2 separate regions of the Mus musculus genome follow, and region 1 is linked to region 2. The links are chromatin loops, found by intact Hi-C in ENCODE. Cell type or tissue: left cerebral cortex. All regions are shown on one strand.

What was found. Peaks named below come from ENCODE experiments on the same cell type or tissue, not always from the same donor. Only the 100,000 strongest peaks of a DNase experiment are listed, where the experiment ranks them.
Region 1: it touches region 2 in a loop (5-fold over the local background); 2 of 42 quality-filtered maps call a loop at or near these places.

Annotation. Positions count from the first base shown.
Region 1 is chr1:192,475,869-192,483,868 of GRCm38, reverse strand. The region is part of intron 10 of Kcnh1 (potassium voltage-gated channel, subfamily H (eag-related), member 1); the gene reads right to left. Among named protein-coding and RNA genes, the nearest start is that of Gm31011, 36 kb to the left of the region's middle. In left cerebral cortex, no CTCF peak of the experiment used is centred here; DNase peaks (open chromatin) are centred at 2,211, 3,296, 3,608, 7,035 and 2 more places; H3K27ac peaks cover 4,911 bases.
Region 2 is chr1:192,417,976-192,425,975 of GRCm38, reverse strand. It overlaps Kcnh1 (potassium voltage-gated channel, subfamily H (eag-related), member 1), which reads right to left. Exons shown (of 11, transcript NM_001038607.2): 9 at 7,041-7,293. Among named protein-coding and RNA genes, the nearest start is that of Gm31011, 94 kb to the left of the region's middle. In left cerebral cortex, no CTCF peak of the experiment used is centred here; DNase peaks (open chromatin) are centred at 4,089 and 4,396; H3K27ac peaks cover 1,541 bases.

The DNA.
Region 1 (8,000 bases), 58 kb before region 2:
TAAGGGTGACACCACAGAAGCCAAGGGGATGGAAGATGGGTAGCAGCAGTGAGATTCTCCCTCAGATGCCAGAGGAAACTGACTCTATAAATGCTTGACCTTGGACTTCAGTTCCAGGACTGGGTTAGCTGGTTTGTGCTACTTACACCTCTCCATTTGTCATAGCAGCTGTAGCAAATGAATCCAGATGTCAGAGAGGCCACATGAAGTTATGCCTGTATGTATATAATAATATGATTCTCTCTCTCTCTCTCTCTCTCTCTCTCTCTCTCTCTCTCACACACACACACACACACACACACACACACGTGTGTGTGTGTGTGTAAATATATATATATATAACTAGGAAGAGGCTAGAAATGGTAGAATATATGGGTGGAAGGATAGAAGGCTATATATGGAATAGTAGACCCAACTGTTGTGTAGGTGTTGTGCCTAACTTTTCCCAGCCCAGAAACCTCTGAAACCATGCAAGGGAGAGAGTGCTGGTCTGTTGGGTGAGTCTTGGGGAAACATCTCACAAAAGACAGAGAGATGTGCACTATACAGTTGCAGTGGAAACTGATCCTTGTGAGCATCCTGTGGGACAGATATTCTCAACCTTGTTTTACAGAAAATGGAGCTGCCCCTTGTCTCAGGCTACATTGTTAAGAAGCAGCAGGCTTGTGTCTACCTGGCCTCAACATGGGCTCTCTATCCTACAGACCTGATTTCATGCCCAAGTCAGTGACTTAGGTATACTATGTCTTTACCTTGTTCAGTCCAGAAGTTGGCTGCACCTCTGTAGCAACCAGAGGACAACCAAGGATCATCTCAAGGATGCTGCCCTCTGCCATAATGCTAACTTCATGATGCTGGCTGTTGGCACTAGCGTTTCAATGCACCCATGCTCACCCACACTCTGTGCTCTGACTCAGGCTCTGCTAACTCTAGAACTTCCTTTGGTTTTATCCGAAGCCCTTGGCTCATAGAACTCAACCTAGGCCCATTCTTAGCCAAGCTTTCCTCTTTTTGTCTACACATGCATCCTTTCATGGATGATGGAAAGGCCAGTGTCATCACAGAAACCTTGCCTGCTGGAGATTTCTGCCTCTGATTTACCCTGGGGATTGCCACCTGGGCCTCTGCTCAACTGTGCATAAACTTTGAGGCCCTGGGTAATTTGGGTCTGGTGCTCTCCTTGGGAATCAAGGCCTGGCTCCTTTCCATCTCCCTATATTGCATTTCTGTTCTAGGTTTTGCCAATCAGGCAGGTTAGCTTTGGCCAGGAGCCTGTGGTGCCTGCTTCATTTCCCTGCTGGTGTAATGTGACTGATAACTGGTTTTTCTTTAAAACAATTCACAAAACAAACAAGAGCATCTATGAGCTACCTGTTTGCCATACCTCTTTTTCCAGCATGCAACACCCTGCCTTCCATTCTGTCAACTGGTGCTTTTCAAAGAGAGGGGTGGCTACTTACAATCCCCCCAAGAAGCCTTCCCTCATCTTCCAAGGACAACTACATATTCCCACATCTCAGCTAAGCACCTCTGCTTAAACTTCCAGCGGGTTGTATTCACATCTGTGTGTTAGGACACAGACCCATGCACACAGCAGTAACTAACATAGACCTCTCTCAATGGACTAAAGGTAGTCTGTTTTCAAAGAGTGGAATGTTCAGAAGGCGAGTACACAACATCCATTCTCTTTAGAACCAAGAAGCAGGCTGGTTTCTTGGGAGCTGTAAGGGCCCACACATTCTCCTGGGTCTTAGGAGGCTTCTCACAGCTGAGCTGTGCTTATTGACCCCTTGCCCCATCCCACAGACTGCTCCTCTGCCGGGAGCCTGTGGGAACAAGCCTGATGTCCTCTCAGGTGCCTAGGGGACTGTCAGGGGAAGGCTGTGAAGATAAGGCATGTTGGAGTGAGAACTGCACAGTGGGCTGTGTACAGATTCTCTGCTGATGGCCCACAGTCCTGTGCTCTTAGGTCAGTTAATGCCTGAACCTCAGGTTTACAGTTTTCAGGATGGGATCCTCAACAGCTCATGAACAATAAATGTCTCCAGGTAAAATGAGAGGCAAGAGTGGGGACAGGTGGCAGAAAAGATCCATGGTGACTCTAAAACTTCTGGAAATATACCTTTTTGCCACCCATTAGAGGCAAGGACAGGCTTCCACCTACTCTGACAGTCATGTGGTCATTTCTGGAAGGACCAACAGACTGTACCAAATGACTCACTAGGTGCTAAGTGGGCCTCCTGCCCCTCCCTATGGGAGAAAGCCAATTCTCTTGTGCCTTGAGCCTCAGCCTACATGGTTAGATTTGAACAATACACAATATTTTCTCTGCTTTGAACTGAAATTGCTCCCACCAGCAGCACCTGTTCTAGGGAGGCTGTGGAACCTTTAGGAGGTGGGTACTGGTTAGCAGAAGTAAGTTAGTGGGGCAGGTCTTTAAAAGTTATAACCTCTGGGCTTCAGCCTGCTTGTTTCTCCCAGTCTGCCTGGAGAACAGAGGTGGGTACAGCCTTCTCCAGCCTCCTGCTACCATGAGCTGCTCCCTAGTGCCTTCCCAGCCATGATGAGCTGAAACACGCAGAAATCATGAATAAAACAAACCTTCACTGTCTCAAGCATGGTAGGTGCAGTGCCAGCACCTACCTGGTTCTAATCCTAGGCAGGTTGGCTCCATTCAGCTTTGCTTTAATTTTCTCACTAAAAAAAAAAAAGTGTTCTTGAGATATTTTTATCCATATATTTTGAACTTGGGGCACATCTAAATCAAGTGTGTAATTGTCTGGCACCAAACCTGTTGGACATTGTAGGTGGCAAAGGAACATGGGATCAGGAACCAGAGGTGTCTCAAGAGTATGTGGGATCAATTAATGATAATCCCAAGAGAAGGCAAACTCACTTTTAGAGTTCTTATTGGGGCAGATGACGATTCCCAGGATAAGGCCCTAACCGAGATCCACAAAATACCTCTGCGATACGGCCTACAGTTGTCCTGTCTAGTTTGGTATGATGAAGCAAATTTTAAAGTTGACTACTCAGTTGCATTGACCACACTCCAAGGGCACATTAGCAAGGCCAAAAGCTTCACAGGGCAGAAGTCAGTACAGTGCAGAGCATCCCCACAGACAGGCCTATCGGACAGTGCCAGTTTGAAAGGACCAGCTCCCATGAAATGAGATGAGAGGGCCCCATCTTCATAACATGAATACTATCTGTACCTGACTCTTATGCAACCAAATTCAAATCCTGCCAAGATGGAGTTACTTTTCTTGGCTAACTAAAAATGTGGAGCAAGGCAAAGTTTCCTTTTCTCACTCCTGGAGAGCAGGGCTTCCCTGCAGTTCTGGTAAACAATCTTTGGTCTCACAAGATAGTGGGCAGGCCTAGTGAGACAAGGAAGGTCAGCACTCACGTGCTCCCTCCGCTCCTGCTCCCGGGACGATGAATGCATGTGTCTGCATGTGCTTCCCTTCTTCCCTTCATTGTTCTTCAACGTGGAACAGAAAGAGTTTTCCGTTCTTGCAAAAAGAGTCACATCAGTGCCTTGGGAACACACACACAAACCAGAAGATGGGACATACCCCGGTCATGTGGCCATTTCTGGAAGAACCAACAGACTGTACCAAATGACTCACTAGGTGCTAAGTGGGCCTCCTGCCCCTCCCTATGGGAGAAAGCCCAATTCTCTTGTGCCTTGAGCCTCAGCCTACCTAACTTGAATTAGTTCTGCCATTTAGAATTTACAAAGAGCATACATGGGCTTGACCTACCCCCTCCTCCATGTGTAGCAGATGTGCACCTTGGTCTTCATGCGGGTCCCTCAACAAACTGGAGCAGGGAGCTTACTCTGACTCTGTTGCCTGCCTGTGGATCCTGTTCCCCCAACTGAGTTGCCTTGTCTGGCCTCAGTGGGAAAGAATGTGCCTAGTTCTGCAGTGACCAGAGGTGCCAGGGTGGGTTGGTACCCAGGGTGGAATAGGGAAAGGGGTGGGGGGGGAGGGGCTTGTGAGGGGGAACTGAGAAAAGAGGGGAGCTGTAAAGTGAATATAAATAAATTGATGGGGAAAAAAAAGAATTTACAGAGAGACCAGGTAAAAACAAAGATGTGTGAGGAGCAGAGGGTAGGTAAAGAGAGAGCTGGGGATTCTTTGCATTCTTTTGACCAAAAACAGAAAAGGAAAGAGGTAACCCAAGACAGTAGCAGAACAGAGCTCAGCAGACTTAGAACCTGAGTGGCCACTGAACTGTGCCAGCAGCTTGTCAAAAGAATTCTAGTTGTAAGGCAAGGACATTGCTATGATTAGTGATGTCAACTTGAGAGCCCAGAATCACCTGTGAGATGTCTGTGGGGGCTTATCTTCCTGGATTTAACTGATGTGGGAAGCTCCGCCCACTGAGGGTGGCACCTTTCCCATGTGGGATCCTGGACAGCACTAGCATGCATCCTGTTCTCTGCTTCCTGATTGTGGATGCCATGTGACAAGCAGCTTCAAGCATACGCTGCCTTGACTTCTCTACCATGATGGGCTGTACCCTTGAACTGGGTGGACCAGAATAAACCCTTGCTCCTTAAGGTTGTTTTTGTCTGCAGTAATTTTTTTTTAAATCAAAGCATCAGGAAAGGAAACTAAGATATCGAAGTAAGAAGAGCTACGCACAGCTGAAGAAAGCAGACAGTTGTTCAAGGTCAAGTTCTTTAATTAAATAGTTATCTCAAGGTCAAGTCAGCTTGGCAACAGTCTGATGAAGAAGATGTGAGGGCTCTGTGCCAAGGAGAGAGGGTGAGGTCATTAGGCCAGAATTAAAATTCTATCTGATGGCTAACTGGAACTTGCTCAAATGATCTATAAATAAGATCTCCCCTCCCAAACCCCCCAACCCCTGGCAGCCTCAGCCAGAAGTTATTCTGTGTCCACCTGCACATCACCTGCTCTCCTTGGTGGGGTCCCGGCCTCAGGGACCCTGGCCTGGGCAAAGCAGCAGAGTGTTCTCGTGGCTGTGCATAGAAACAATGATAGCAGTCTAGGAGATCCTCCCTGCTCCTTGTCAGTGTCCAGGAGAGTTGGGTGTCCTCACAGCAGTGGGAATAGAGGAACTAATAAAGCTACCCATGTTGCTATGAGAGGCAGCTCCAACCCCAATGGTGCCGCTTCCTTCTGCATCCTCTTCCATACAGTGTTGGGAATCCCCGCCACTTCTGGAGCTTCAGAGTCAGAGGGCCCCAGATACCCATTCCTCTGATGGAACTAACACTCAGCAATCCAAAGAGTCTATATGCAGGAGCCCTTAGCATGTGGGAGTCACAGACAGGAGTCAGGCTAATCTTCCTGCTTCCATTCAGGTTTTTTGGCCTGTATATCAGGGCTCCTCCACTGACCCAGGTTTATACACACAGTAGGTAATAAAAACTCCTGGTGTCTGAAAGCTTTCAGATTTTCTCCAATGCCCAGGCTCCACTGCTCTGGCTCTTTGCCCTGACACGGTCTCTGCTGATAATCAGAGTGGTTTTGAACTCTAATGAAAATCCTGCGGCAAGAGTGTGACTCACAGAGGCTGCCACTGGCTTCCTGAGCACGCAGGAGTGTGCGTTAATAACATCTTTAGATCTTAAAAAAAATGCATTTTCTCTGGAGGTACTTTCTGAGTTGTTTGTGGAATAATGAGGCTGCGGACAGGACTCCAGAACTTGAAGGGGATAGCTGGTAGAAATGCACTGCTGGATACTTCCCTCAGTAGATTTTAAACTCCCCTTAGAAGAGATGTGTAGCTGCTCCCAGGCACAGGGCACACAGTAAAGTGTCTTGGTCCCTCCTGCTTCCCTGAGAAGCCTCAGCAACTATATCGAAGGGGGCTATAGTGAGTCTGGGCCATCCTATTTCCTGTGGCTACAATAAGGACACCAGGTGGGCACAGCTTCTCTGCCCCCCACCCCCATCTAGTTCTAAACTGACTCCTGCTCTACTGAAGCTGATGTTCCTACATACCTGGCTTTCTGTCTACTGCCAATCACAGCATTCAGTTCCCCAGTGGATTTCAGCCCTACTCTTAAGCAAATTCACTGGTTGGGCTGAGTGAGCTTCACAAAGACAGGAAAAAGCAAAAAACGCCCCAGGGCCAAAGCCCTGAACTTCAGACCTGGCAGCTATCCTGGAGCTATTATAAAGTAGGGATGAGGGTGTCTGAGTATGTGCAGTTTCGCGGCCCTGATCTGGAATGAAGAGGTGAAGGAGCAACGGGCGTTCCTAAGGGGAAGCAGAGAAGTCTGCAGAAAGAAAGAAGGGACTACCAAACCTCGGAAGGTTTCCTGGGACCCTGAGGGCTGTTTTGAAAGCAGCACTTGCTGCTCTGTGTGCTCACCCACACTCATAGGAGCTTGCATTTTCCTAACACATTCTGCAGGAATACTACATAGTTATCACAACCACTGGCTGTCCTCTGTGCGGTGAGGACACCTCACAGGAAACCTATGAGTGATTACCCAGGGACCAACATCCTGGGCAAGGCAAGGGGGGGGGGGGGCAGTTCTGTGCCTTTGCAAACAGGGAACAGAGGTGTGTAGATGGAGTCATTAATGACAGAGATTAAATTTGTCCTCCATGACTCCTGTCTCCCTCCTTGCTTCCCCCATATCTATGGCATCCATCCTTAGCCACTCTTGGAATTACAATATACAATTATGTTGGTTCCCCTTGGTTGGATCAACATATGAACTCAATAAAAGAGGTAAAATGGTTGACTAGCCCTATCTATAAACTATTTCAAAATATCTTAGAATTATTCCAGGAAAACGTAGCAATTTATACACAAGAAATAGGAGAAAGGAAATTTAATTTACATCATGATAGGAGACTGCTTCCCGGAAATCCTACTTTGGCTTTAGCCTCATCTGTGTGGGTGAGTCAAAACAGTTTTGGACAAGTTCCATACTTGTCTTGCTGGGGTTAATGTGCTTCTGTTTCCTGTCAGTCCTCAGCAAAGACAACTTAACCCGATAAAATCAACACCCGCGTATGGAAATGTAAACAGACTTCTGAAGGGCACACAACTGTAAGCGGAAAATTCATCAGTAAAGATGTTTGATCAAAGTATTTGAGCAAGCAGAGAAGATTGGACAGACAGAAAACCTCCGGAGGAAACCAGCCTGGCCTCACCCATAGCCAGTGTCTCTCAACATCTCTTTCTTCCTTTCAGAAAACAAATGAGATACTTGACCTTTAAAAAAAAAAACCTTGAGATTTAAATAATATGCTATATAGAGTGAAACTGGTCTCTTGTGATGGCGAATATTGATTGTCAACTCAACAGGATTGAGAATCATTTAGGAGACAAAACTATAGATCTATCTGTGAGGGACTCTGTAAATTAGGTTGGGGGGCAGAATCACTCTAAATGCTGGCAGCAGAGTTCTGTGGGCCGGAGTCCTCACTGAATAAAAACAAAGTGAACTGTGTACTAGCATTCATTTTTCCCTGCTATTTGACTGTGGATGAAGTGGGGCCAGCTGCCTGCCACCATGGCTACCTGGCCTCCAAACTGTGAACCTAATAGCCTCTTTTCCCTCTCTCCTTCTCCCTCCCTCCCTCCCTTCCTCCCTTCCTCCCTTCCTCCCTCCCTCTCTCCCTCCCTCCCTCCCTTCCTTCCTTCCTTCCTTCCTTCTATATCAGGTATTTTCTCACAATGATGAGAAAAGTAAGACACTTCCTATCCTTTAGCCATTAAAAAATTACTTTGTTAGAAGGACCATGGTAGGTATCATGTCTTTGCTACAGGAACCATCACTATGACACCCCCCCCCCCCAGAGGCTAGATCCACCCTAGGGAAAGAGGGGGAGAAAAGGCTGTCCACAGGAAACCCTTCCCAGGAAGAACAAAAACACTTCCCTCTGTTCTTTTCCTTAAAATAAAGTTTATCAGTCACCCTTATGACCACATCAAAACAAAGAAAGGCCACCTGATGTCAGAGTCTGGGGACTGTCACTAAGCAAGCTAAGCAGCCTGAAAAA
Region 2 (8,000 bases):
AGCCTGCTTTTCTCCAACCCTGGGCTCCCAGGGACCCCGGGAAGCATCTCTAGGAAGGAGGTGGCTTTTCAATCTTTGAATGAGTGAGCATTTATCATATTGAGGTTGTTGTTTATAAACCTTTGCTAGATATGCCCATTGGTGCCAAGGACAGTCAGAAGGAGGGATATAGGCACATGCAGAGACATGCCATTTTCTCTGATTGGACAGTAAAATGCAAAAGAGCTGCTGCCAAGACATTCTTTTGAAAAAATTGGGCTTAAAAATGATACCCTAACAGTGTCTGGGAAAGCAAATGACACTTTCTCAAGATTGACTTGAAAAAAAATTTAAACTGTCATCTTGAAAATATCATCTATTTATTTATTTGTTTGTTTATTTATTTATTTAATGTGTTTGGTGTATGTATACATATGTAGCACACGCATGTGTGTTTGCATGATGTAGAAACGAGAGGTCATTTATTTGTGTGTGTGTGTGTGTGTGTGTGTGTGTTTGTTATGAATACACATGTATGTATGTGCACGTGTGTGTGTGTGTGTACTTGATGTAGAGAGCAGTGGTCATGTCTAGTGTATTCCTCTATTGGTGTCCGCCTCATTTTTTTGAGACAGAGCTACTCAGTGAACGTGGAAGCTACTGACTGGCAAGCTTAGCTGAACAGCAAGCCTTGGCACCTCCAGTTCTTGCCTCTACAGCTCTAGGATCACAGACACACACACAGACACAGACACACACACAGACACACACACACACACACACACACACACACACACACACACACACACACTCTTACGGGAGTGCTGGGATCTAAACTCAAGTACTTTACCGTCTCTCCAGACCTGCACATGCTCTTTTAAAGATAGCCTGAGAGTCAAACAAACTTGATAAGAAAATAAAAATCTCCTCCTGCCTCACAAATGAGACATCTACCCCAGCTTGCTAGCAAGGATGCCCATGGAGTCTCATCTCTGCATGCTTGTCTTTACATAATTGGGATCAATCACAACATGTTCAAATAACACTTCACATCATTTAAAATTCCCTATGGTCATTCTGAATGGCTACACCCCATTTCTTTAAAAATGCTCTCAAATGCTTGGTCATTTAGGGAAAGACTTGTATGTTCTGCTGATGGCTTTTCATTCTCTTCCCATTTTACATTTCTTCTGTTAATTCTTAAATCTCTAGCTTAAGACCTGAGTGCCTTTCCTGGTTCTGACCTGTCTTCATGACCTGTCTTCATGTCCTGGTTCCAGACTCACCTTTCTAAGCAATGCTGGCTGCACCTCTGTCCAGTGTCCTTGGGTCTCTGCATGGTCTAATGGAAGTGTCACACTTTCTGCTTTCATGGCCTCTTCCTTGTAAATACTTCTCTCCCACTTCCCAGGCATCAGAACCTGCCTGTGCCTCCCTGTTTGCCCCCTTACCTTCCAGTAGTAACATTTACAACCCAAGAGACTCTCTGACCTAGTTTGTTTTCTATAAAACACTGACCAAATACAGCTTGAGGAGGAAAGCATTTATTTTGCTCACATTTCTACATGATCACAGTCCAGCATGAAGGGAAGTCAGGAGAGGAGCTACTCAAGGCAGGATACTGAAGGCAGGACTGAAGCAGAGACCATGGTACAACATTGCTCATTGGCTTGTTCTCAGAGCTTTCTCAGCTTGCTTTCCAGGACCATCTGTCCAGGAGTGGTATCACCACAGTGGACTGGGCCTCCTATATTAATAATCAAGAAGATGCTCCACAGACTTGCATACCGGTTGATCTAATGGGTTTTTTTCTCAATTGAGGTTCCCTTGCCCAGATAACTCTCGATGTGTCAAACTAACAGGAAACTAACCAGGATACCTCTGTCCCTGACAGTTCGTCCACCTGCGCTTCCCAACTAAGTTTGGCAAAGTCTTCAAATAAAAAACATAGATATCCAGTTAAAACTGAACTCTAACAAATGAATAATTTCCCTCAAACTGCATCTTATGCAATCTTTGGAGGGAAATTCACGTTAATAGTCATTCACTGTTTCTATGTAATTCAAATGTTCCTTGTGGGCCTTCTCCATTTGTTCTAACTGTACCTCAGCGCTCTTTGTCTGTCATGAGCCACGGCGACCTCACATGTCCCTCAGCCCCACTCTTCAGTGCTTTTGGATCACAGCTCTCATGACATCATACTTCACTTGCTAGTGCCCCATTTCTCATGATGACACAGTGACGTCCACACCAGCCTTGCTGCATTTCACCACTATCACTGCAGCTCTGGGTTCCAGTTCACGTGCTGGCTTGGATGACCCACCACACAAGTCCCCTCCTCACAGCTGACCCATTCCTGACCTCATCTGATTCCATCTTTCCAGCCACCACCAAGGCAAAGACCTCATGGCTTGGTCTGTCAATCACTGGGAAGGGTCCCCTGCTGATCAATGGCTCCAAACAAATGTCAAAAATTAACAACATCATATGGCTGAAGTGAAGTTCATAAAAGGCCCCTGCTTATGGGTTCCTGTCTCGTTTCCTTTTCTATGTGCCTCACCTCTCCTACTCCATAGCTAAGGTTGGCGATGTCCAACCATACATGAAATGACAATCAAGGCTTTAGTGCTCTTGATATCACAGTGCAACAGGCTGGCAAAGCCCCGTGCACACTGAGCTGACGGAACAGGCATGGACAGTTCCACTCACACTGGCCTGAGCCTGCCACTCACACTCACACTCCCTCCAGTACCCCTAGAAACCCTGCTGCTTTTCTACCCCAATGCTCAGCCTACCACACTTCTTGGGGCCTTCCAAGCTCTCAGAAGGCTCTGCCTTCTCTGTGAGCATTTATCTGCCTGCTTGCTTCAAGAGAGGGACAGAGTGAGCCCCCTGTGCACATTGTCACTAAGCATCTGTCTCAGTTCAGCACAATGGTTCTCTAAGACAAGGCTTATTCTGTCCCCTGAAGAAAACACCACCATGATCCTCGATGACAGCAGATGCTGCTAAATATCCAACCTAGAACAATGGCCCAAAGGAGCACCTTATCCAGGCAAAGGCAAAGTGGCCTTCCAACTCAGCAAATGCACGAAGGCATCTCAGAGCAAGCAGTAACCTGAGGACCTACATGCCATCCTATGAGGACACGCAGTGAGGCTATGGGGATGGGACTGAACTGCCCTGTGCTGGGATGGGGATGTTAGGCATGGGAAGAGTAGAAGTAAGAAGAAGAAGGGGTTGGTTTAATTAAAAATAAATATCATGATAAAGCAAAAAAAAAAAAAAAAAAAAAGAACCCCACATGTAAAAAGGACAAAGACTACATCTGAGAAGCTGGTAAGAGGTTTCTAAAAGAATTCCAGAAGGAAGTCAGAAGGGAGTGCCGCCATGATCTTTGTCTTTGGGGAACAGTGTGCTTTCTATCAGAGAGTGGCTGCCATGGCTTGGGGGAGGCACACTTTCTAAATGCAACCTTTGATCAGCTCCATAAACCAATTTATTAGGTTACTATATTCATTTTTTTTTAAATGAAAGGCAACAGACTCTAATAGAACCACCAGACTGCATTTCCTTCAACAGGACAAATGCTGGGTTTTACATGTACGCTCATCAGTTAGCAATGTAATTAGCATTTTATATTGTGGCTGCTGTCACCAAAAGTCTATAAGGTTTTAGCAAGTGGGGAGGGGAGGGATTCTATTTTGGGCACATGCTAAGCCCACTCAGTTCTGATCACTGTCCCTTCTCATTCTTGGAGTCTGCACTTAAATTAAACAGAGAATGGGGGTGGGATAATCGAATTGGAGGGAGGAACCACGCTAGCAGGTTATAAGTGACTGAACTGGTAAGATTGGAGTCTGACGGCATGGGCAGCTGTGTCCCAGCATTTTCTCTGTAGCCTCTGGCATGAACACTGGTATATTTCCCTTCATTACCGGAGCACTGGGCACACAGCACTGCTCGATAGCTACTCATGCTCTGTAGCCCTCGATGTGCATAGGGGAAGCTGTCTAGAGTCACGTGCTCCACAGGCAGCTCTTGAGGGCTGGGATAAGATTTGGTCTACCACAGCAACCCACTCCTGACAGCATCTGCTCAACAGCACTGGGTGAGACTGCGCTAAAGGGCATCGGAGGACAATGAAGGTCTAGTTCTCAGTCCCATGTGATGCTCAAACCCTTCAGGAAGAAACTGATTGCAGTTCATTGAACAAAAGTGATTCTAAGGAGAAAGGAATTTTAAAAAGATCCAGGTGGGTGTTTCCAGGGAACAAACAGCTTGGAATGTTGTATGCCTCATGGCCTAAAGGACAGGTTGGCTCAAAGAACTTGTCAAGTCCTTTTATAGACTAAGAGTCTCTTGGCAAGTTAACGTAGGATATCGAGCCTGGACCTACTTTGGGGGCTCAATCTGGCTCTTGGAAGCACAGAGGAGACTTTTTCTAGTCTGGACATCTTGAGAGCAACCAACACGTTTAATCCAAAGCTGCTGAGCTATATTTGAAGTCTAACTATGCGCTAACTGGAGCAGGCTGGATGCCCAGAGGGCTAGATTTGGAGAAGCAGTAACTAGTCAAATCAACAAGGTTATGAAGTCGCTGCCTCGTAAGAAGGCCGGTGTGCAGGGGAGGAAGGGAGAAGGGGTTGTTTGTCCTTCTCATCTCGCTTCAGGCTATCATCCTTCCATGCCCAAGTCTATCGTACTGGTGTCTATGGTGGGGCATTAAAAATCCCTTATCGTGAGCACACGAGAGATAGTGCTGGGCCTCAGGATGGATTTTTTTCAAAAGCTTAAATAATCTGTGGGGAAGTTGGTACAAGATGCCTGACTCCAAAGGGTTACATCTAATCCAAATTCAAAGGATTGGTCAGTGGTTAATCTTAGCTGTGCAAGAATCCTGGCTAGCCCAATGTCCTCACTGGTGAATTTAAAGGCAGAGATAAGAACCCCTTTCCTTCAGATACTTTACAACAATGTCTTCACTGTTCCTGTGTTTGGCCCACAACCTCAGGTCTCTGAGAGGAGGGAGTGAGGAGAAGCCAGGACTAGGCTGTTGGGCTCTGTAGGCACCATGGTACCCAGCAGACCAGATACACTTCAGCTCCAACCCAGACTCAACAGGCTTCCCTTACCATTTTCCAGCAAATGCTGAAGGAGTATACATCATCCTTGGGTTACCCTGAGCACAGTATAGCCAAGAGGGCAAGTTGACAAAGTGCCCCAGGAACAAGAAGGAAGCCATGCTTTGGGTACTCCAAAATCAGACAGGAGCAAAATTAGGTTTTAAAAGTTTCATCCATCTCTACATAGTCAGCCTCTTCTTCATTCTAACATCACATTAACTTCACACATAGTCAACCTCTTCTTCATTCTAACATCACAGTAACTTCACACATAGTCAGCCTCTTCTTCATTCTAACATCGCAGTAACTTCACACATAGTCAGCCTCTTCTTCATTCTAACATCACAGTAACTTCACACATAGTCAGCCTCTTCTTCATTCTAACATCACAGTAACTTCACACATAGTCAGCCTCTTCTTCATTCTAACATCGCAGTAACTTCACACATAGTCAGCCTCTTCTTCATTCTATCACAGTAACTTCACACATAGTCAGCCTCTTCTTCATTCTAACATCGCAGTAACTTCATATGCAGTCAGCCTCTTCATTCTAACATCACTTTAACTTCGTACCACCCATCTCACTTTTCTGGGAAATCAACCATGCACTGAACATAAAACATACCTCCACAATCTGCAGCAGTACCTGCAGCATCCCAACCCCACTTATCTCATTAATCATCAGTATTTCAATTTTAAAGCTGGGCAGGAATAGAGAGGCTGAACACAGAGGGATACTGAAATAGGACTTCACAAGTCTGGTGGGAGCAGAAGGTCTTGAGGTTGCTGGGATGGGACCCCGTGGGCCTCAAACACTTGACTCTCTGAACTTCAACTGTCTCACTTAGAGACTGAGAGCAATAAAGCCAGTTTGCATGGTTCAATGAGGATGCATCTGCAGGATATTGGGCAAAAATCAAATGTCTGTAAATAGTGATTATGCCATGATGTCTTGTCCCCTTAGAGAGATGTGTGTGTATTGGAGACCTATCCTGTGGCTGCCTCAGAAGTTTCCCCAGGGCCACTGATGGTCAAGCTCTCAAATACTGTCATGTTACACATGTCCCTGCTCCTCCCACATTCCTTCTTGCTGCATATGGTGAACTAGCCTCCCTGTTAACCAATGAGAGATCCTACCTCTCCCAAGAGCAAACTGTCATTGGACTCCTTTGACTTTTTATATATCTCAAAGTGATGTGTTTCTCTCCATCCACCCACATCTTTGTTCATTAAGGGCCTAGATAACACGTCTCTTACCTGCTTACCCTGCTCACCACAGCCCAACCTCTACTTGCTGTAATTTTTCAAAAGTACAGTCCTAATGTTGCCCCTTCCCTACTTTCAATTCACCACGGGTCACCTGCCCCACTCTTGCAAGTGAAATCAACAACACCCTTTAATGGGATTCCTGAGGCCTACGGTTTGTCAACTCTCTCCCAGTGTCATCTCCCACCGTGGCCCTGCCATGTGCTCCTGTCACATAGAGAGTGACTCAGAGGTTTCCCCTGTGAGTCACACCTGTCCCTGTGAATCACACCTGTCTCTCTCACACAGGCTGACCTCTCTCTTTTTGGAACCCTGTTTTTACCCTGCTCCATGTAACTCATTTTCAATTGTTTGGCTGCTTCTTGTGTATCATTTTATATAGGAAGCGTTCCCATTTGAATCCTGAAACATATGTCCCTTCCGATATATTCCAAATGATGGTTTGTTTACTCATCATTTTCAGTAGCCTGCAGCCCCTTGAAGAGAAAACCCCAAGGGCCTTAAACACCAATCGGTTCAAAGAAGGAACTTCAACTTTTGTTGGATGGATGAATGGATGGAGAAATGAGCCTGCCCCAAGGAGAAATCACTGGTTAAATGTGGCTGTCCAGTGACTAAGACAACCCCAAGTACAATACCAGGAGTACATCAAAGACAGGCAGCACATACCTAGGATGGCCACCACCTCGTCATCCTGGATCACCTCCAGGGAGCCTGAGACCACGAAGCAGAGGCTGTCCACACTCTCTCCAGCATGATAGATGAGGTCCCCTGGGGCACAGTGCACTGTCTGGAACTCCATGGCCAAGGCCCGCAGGCAGCCATCGCTGGCCAATCGAAAGGCAGGGTGTTCTTTGAACACTTTGCGGTTCAGGTGCACGCAAATGTCGGCTCGCATGTCCTTGGGGCAGATCTGCAGGACCTGGCCAGACAAGGAAGAGACAATGTGAGGTCCATTCCCACAGCCTCCTTCCCTCCACACCCTGGGCATGGGCCCGCACCCATGAGGCCAGACTGCACTCTTATGCCTCAGTTCCCTGGGCAAGCCAAGCAGTGTCTGGATTCTAGAACGTTCTGCAGAATGGAATGCTCAGGATGCAGATCTGAAAGTCAGGGCTAGGAGGGAATCGGGCATGGGAAAGGTCTCTGAGGAGATGCTATTTCAGCTGACAGCTTTAGAGTATGTCAGAGTGAACCTTGTGGGAGTAGAACATTCCAGGAGGATAGCATACACAAAGGCTCTGTGGCAGTAGTTCACCCAGGTCAGAGGAGGCCTAGGAGGCATCATACAGAGAAAATACCAAGCATGTGAGAAGTTTCCAAGTGAAACTGTGACCAGTGGCACAGATCAAGGAGCAAATGTCAGCTGAAAACCCAGAGTGGGATTAGAGGCTTTGACTCTGGGTGGCAACACAAGAGTCAAAGGGAAGGGTGAGGAGGGGTGCTTGGCCTGGACTGGTTCAGTGCAGTCAGCAAGAAGTAGTCATGTTCAGGTTAATTCTACAAACAAGCAAATCATATATATGTGTGTGTGTGTGTGTGTGTGTGTATGTATGTGTATATATATATATATATATATACACATACATATATATATACACATATACACATACACAGACATACATATAT